Regions from separate parts of the Homo sapiens genome. Here region 2 is linked to region 1. A link is an interaction called in ENCODE POLR2A ChIA-PET data of the cell type or tissue named here. Cell type or tissue: A673. All regions are shown on one strand.

Region 1 (2,500 bases):
TTAGCCAGGAGTGGTGGCACGTGCCTATAGTCCCAGCTACTCAGGAGGCTGAAGCAGGAGAATCGCTTGAACCTAGGAGGCAGAGGTTGCACTGAGCTGAGATTGCGCCACTGCACTCCAGCCTGGGGGACAGAGCAAGCCTCCATCTCAAAAAATAAATAAATAAATAAAAATTAAAATAGAAAATAAAATAAAATAAAATCATTGCTACATAACAAGCACGTGGCCCAAAATTGTAGGAAAAAAATGTATTACAGTGGCATGTCAGGTGCTTAAGTAAAAATATCTTATTGTTCTGATTTAATAATTATGGTATTTGCCAACATTTTAAAGTTTTTTATCTATTTCTCACTCTAAATAAATACATAAGCAGGGCGTGGTGGCTCACGCCTGTAATCCCAGCACTTTGGGAGGCCGAGGTAGGTGAATCACCTGAGATCAGGAATTCGAGACCAGCCTGACCAATATGGAGAAACCCCGTCTCTACTAAAAATACAAAATTAGCCGGGCCTGGTGGCGCATGCCTGTCATCCCACCTACTCAGGAGGCTGAGGCAGGAGAATCGCTTGAACCTGGGAGGCGGAGGTTTTGGTGAGCCGAGATCATGCCATTGCACTCCAGCCTGGGCAACAAGAGCGAAACTCTGTCTCAAAAAAATAAATAAATAAATACATAATTTTGCATCAGTCATTTTATATCCTTTTTTCTTAGAGTTTCCCCAATTTTTTACAAATTTCAGGCTCCACGAAATCTGAATTCATCCCATCCTGATGTAAAACATATTTCTTAAATTGGAAATCTGCCACAAAATATCAAAAAGCTCTGGACTAGATAGATGATCTCAAAGATTTCTTTTTCTTTTTTCTTTTTTTTTTTTTTTTGAGATGAAGTTTCACTCTGCCACTCATGCTGGAGTGAAGTGGCGCGATCTCGGCTCACTGCAACCTCCATCTCCTGGGTTCAAGCGATTCTCCCACCTTTGCCTCCCTAGTAGCTAGGATTACAGGCACGCAACCAACACGCCTGGCTAATTTTTTTTTCTTTTTTTGTATTTTTAGTACAGACGGGGTTTCACCATGTTGGCCAGGCTGGTCTCAGATTCCTGGCCTTAAGTGATCCGCCTGCCTGGTCCTCCCAAAGTGCTGAGATGACAGGTGTGAGCCACTGCGCCTGGCCCAATCTCAAAGATTTCTTCCCGCTCTAGAATTCTCTAACTCTGTGAGAACTGCATTCTGATCCCCTCCCCCCAGCAGCTGCAACTCTAACAGAAAGACAAGGAAGTTCTTCCTTGGAGCTGATCCAAGTCTTTCCTGCTGTCCTTGAAGTCCTTGTCCTGCAGGGAGGCAGGGAGACAAAGTGCCAGTGTGCAGGGCTGTAGGCAAGCCAAGGCAGGGAGAAGTGAAGACAGGTGCTTTGAAGCTATATGCTCTAGGAGAAGAGAAGGAAAAGGGTAGGACCAAAGCCCTAAACCTAGAGAATGGAACTGACGGCCTCTCCCAGTATACCAATAGCAGCCACCATTTGGAGCCTTTTTTTTTTTTTTTTTTTTGACACAGTACCTAGCTCTGTTGCCCAGGCTGGAGTGCAGTGGCACGATCACAGCTCACTGTAGCCTCAACCTCCTGGGTCCAGCCATCCTCCTACCTCAGCCTCTCAAATAGCTGGGACCACAGGCATGCACCACCATGACGGGCTAATTTTTAAAATTTTTTTATGGAGACAGGGTCTTGCCATGTTGCCCAGGCTGGTGGAGGCTTCTTTATTTAGAACTTATAGAGTGCCAGCCAGGCGCGGTGGCTCACGCCTGTAATCCCAGCACTTTGGGAGGCCCAGGTGGGTGGATCACTAGGTCAGGAGATCGAGACCATCCTAGCTAACACGGTGAAACCCTGTCTCTACTAAAAATACAAAAAATTAGCCGGGCGTGGTGGCGGGCGCCTGTAGTCCCAGCTACTCGGGAGGCTGAGGCAGGAGAATGGCATGAACCCGGGAGGTGGAGCTTGCAGTGAGCCAAGATCACGCCACTGCACTCCAGCCTGGGCGACAGAGTGAGACTCCATCTCAGAAAAAAAAAAAAAAAGAATTTATAGAATGCCTACCGCGTGCTAGGTAATGTACGTGTAACTTCCTTTTTTTGTTTGTTTTTGTTTTGAGACAGAGCCTCCTCTGTCTCCCAGCCTGGGGTGCAGTGGCTCAATCTCAGCTCACTGCAACCTCCGCCTCCCGGGTTCAAGCGATTCTCCTGCCTCAGCCTGCCGAGTAGCTGGGATTACAGGCACGTGCCATCATGCCCGGCTAATTTTTGTATTTTTGTAGAGACAGGGTTTCACCATGTTGGCCAGGCTGGTCTTGAACTCCTGACCTCAGGTGATCTGCCCGCCTCAGCCTCCCAAAGTGCTGAGATTTCAGGCATGAGCCACCGTGCCCGGCCATGTACATGTTATTTCTAACCTCCCAGCAACCGAGGTTGGAGAGGTGAAGTGACTTACCCGAAGTCACA
Region 2 (2,500 bases), 1.1 Mb before region 1:
TCTAGGCTAAAGTGATCCTTCTGCCTCAGCCTCTCAAAGTGTTGGGATTAGAGGTTTGAGCCACCATGCCTGTTTCCTCACCTCTACAATGGTACTACTCCTGCCAGCATCACAGTTCTGTATGAGGCTTAGATACTACAGAAAGCTCAGCATTAATACCTGGCAGGGTAATTACTCCATCAAGTGTCCAGAACAGAACAGTGTCCACTTACATAGTTTACATAGCCTCGGCTGGGTGCGGTGGCTCACGCCTGTAATCTCAGCACTTTGGGAGGCCAAGGCGGGTAGATCACCTGAGGTCAGGAGTTCGAGACCATCCTGACCCATATGGCGAAACCCCGTCTCTACTAAAAATACAAAAATTAGCCAGGCATGGTGGTGCATGCCTGTAATCCCAGCTACTGGGGGGCTGAGGCAGGAGGATCGCTTGAACCTGGGAGGTGGAGGTTGCAGTGAGCCGAGATCATGCTACTGCACTCCAGCCTGGGCAACAAAGTGAGATTCCGTCTCAAAAAAAAAAAAAAAAAAAAAAAAAGTTTACATATCCTCAACATGCAGAGCTCTTATGACACAATGCTTTGTAGGGACAGGCCTGAGTGTCACCAGCCCAAGCCAAGCTTAAAAACAATTCATAAACCATTACACAATCACCCAGTGGGACATCCATCAAGCTCTCTGTGGCAGCCTCCCTCAGGCGCAGCAGCCCCACCTCACCCACACCCTGCTTCACGCTGTACTAGTGCTCTGCACTCCAGCTCCTCACAGTGAACTCTCCAAAAGCAACAGGTGGCCCTTCACACAGCCAGCAGGCACTCATGCTTGTGGAAATGGACTTCTTATAACAAATGAGGACACCCAGATTCTGAATTCCACATAGAAATTGCTGAATCTCATCCCCACTCTGTCAGGAATCTTTGAAGAAACGACTGTAAATCGTTAATGCAGGCAGACGATGAGGGAAAGACTAAACAGATATATATTTTATTTCATCTGCTAAATGTCAGAGAGCAAGTTAGACACACATTCCACTAAGCATCAAAGGCCCTCGTAGTCTCGGTGGAAGGACAAACTCCAGCTCCACATCACTGGTTTAAGTTTCTTCCTCTGAAAGACACAAAAAATGTAAGAGAAATGAGCCAGGTTGTGTGATATGATGTTCACTTTCCTTTCTGAACCTCTGCTGGACTGTGCGTGAGTTTTCAACACTTCCATTCCGAAGTTAAGCCTTTCAGATGCTCACAGGGCTGGGCAGGTATTTCCTTCAGTCACCAGCTGGTGGAGCAGGAGAGACAACTTTCAGGCTATTTAACCCGGAGCGGAGCTTTTCCCTCTAGACCACCGGCTTCAATCTGGGACTTCCCTCATCTTCCTCTACCTCTGCCACAGTCCAGCCGCTTCTCTAAAACACCGCTATCCTCCCCAACCACTTGATGTGATCTAAAGGCTCTAGAAGAAGCTCTTGGAGCCAAAGTGAATGCTTCTTCATACTTAAGTCTCAGGGAATTCTCGAAGTTTTATCAAGGTTAAAGATCACAATGGCTACAGAGCTTGCTCCCGTGCTAGCCCACAGATCACTCTAGACCTCAGAAAGTGGGCTGCTACACACCTTCTTCTTCCTCTTCTTCCTCCTCCTCTTCCTCCTCATCTTCATCAGAGCTGAAGGTGCCATCAGGGAGGCTGTAGACACGGATGACCTGCTTGTTGGGGTCCTTGAGGATGAGGTATTTGCCCTCCTCCAGCTTCATGCAGATGTCAATGACGCAGCGTAAAATGCCCCAGGCATTCTCCACGCTCAGGTTGATCTGGCTGGCAAACTCATTAGGCTTGAACTGCTGGGTGCCTAGGATGACGTGGCGTGAGGAGTCTTTCACGTGGTACCGAGACACATAACTAACAGGGGAAGGGATATCAGTGGTCAGAGCAGGGCAGCACAGAGACAGCAACACTTGGGATCAAATGTCAATTAAATGGTGATACCTGGTCCACTGCTATTTTTTCTTTTTTTTTTTTTTGAGACGGAGTCTGGCTCTGTTGCCCAGGCTGGAGTGCAGTGGCGCCATCTTGGCTCACTGCAAGCTCCGCCTCCCGGGTTCACACCATTCTCCTGCCTCAGCCCCCTGAGTAGCTGGGGCTACAGGCGCCCGCCACTACGCCCGGCTAATTTTTTGTATTTTTAGTTGAGACAGGGTTTCATCGTGTTAGCCAGGATGGTCTTGATCTCCTGACCTCGTGATCTGCCAGCCTGGGCCTCCCAAAGTGCTAGGATTACAGGCATGAGCCACCGCGCCCGGCAGTCCACTGCTATTTTCAAGGGAAAGGGAAAACATCGTCTTCTGAGTTCTCAGTTCTGGATTTCATTGACACCATTGCCCTAGTTCAGGACTCCATTCAGCATGCCTGCTGTTTGGCATTTGTCTCCTAACTGACCCCTCCATCTCTACCCCACCCCTGGATTTATCTCTGCCAGTCAATTGTCCAGTACACGGGGAGGGGAGGGTCA

What was found. ChIA-PET counts read pairs that join two places held together with the same protein. Peaks named below come from ENCODE experiments on the same cell type or tissue, not always from the same donor. Only the 100,000 strongest peaks of a DNase experiment are listed, where the experiment ranks them.
Region 2: POLR2A ChIA-PET joins it to region 1 with 15 read pairs; 2 of 35 experiments call an interaction of 5 or more read pairs at or near these places.

The regions. Positions count from the first base shown.
Region 1 is chr22:37,598,055-37,600,554 of GRCh38, forward strand. No RefSeq gene overlaps it. Among named protein-coding and RNA genes, the nearest start is that of GGA1, 9.5 kb to the right of the region's middle. In A673, no CTCF peak of the experiment used is centred here; a DNase peak (open chromatin) is centred at 1,287.
Region 2 is chr22:36,509,897-36,512,396 of GRCh38, forward strand. EIF3D (eukaryotic translation initiation factor 3 subunit D) reads right to left here. Exons shown (of 15, transcript NM_003753.4): 14 at 1,607-1,890; 15 at 959-1,104. The coding sequence ends at 1,091. Among named protein-coding and RNA genes, the nearest start is that of FOXRED2, 4.1 kb to the left of the region's middle. RefSeq lists an enhancer at 1,448-1,527. In A673, a CTCF peak has its summit at 1,257 (motif pointing right); a DNase peak (open chromatin) is centred at 1,275.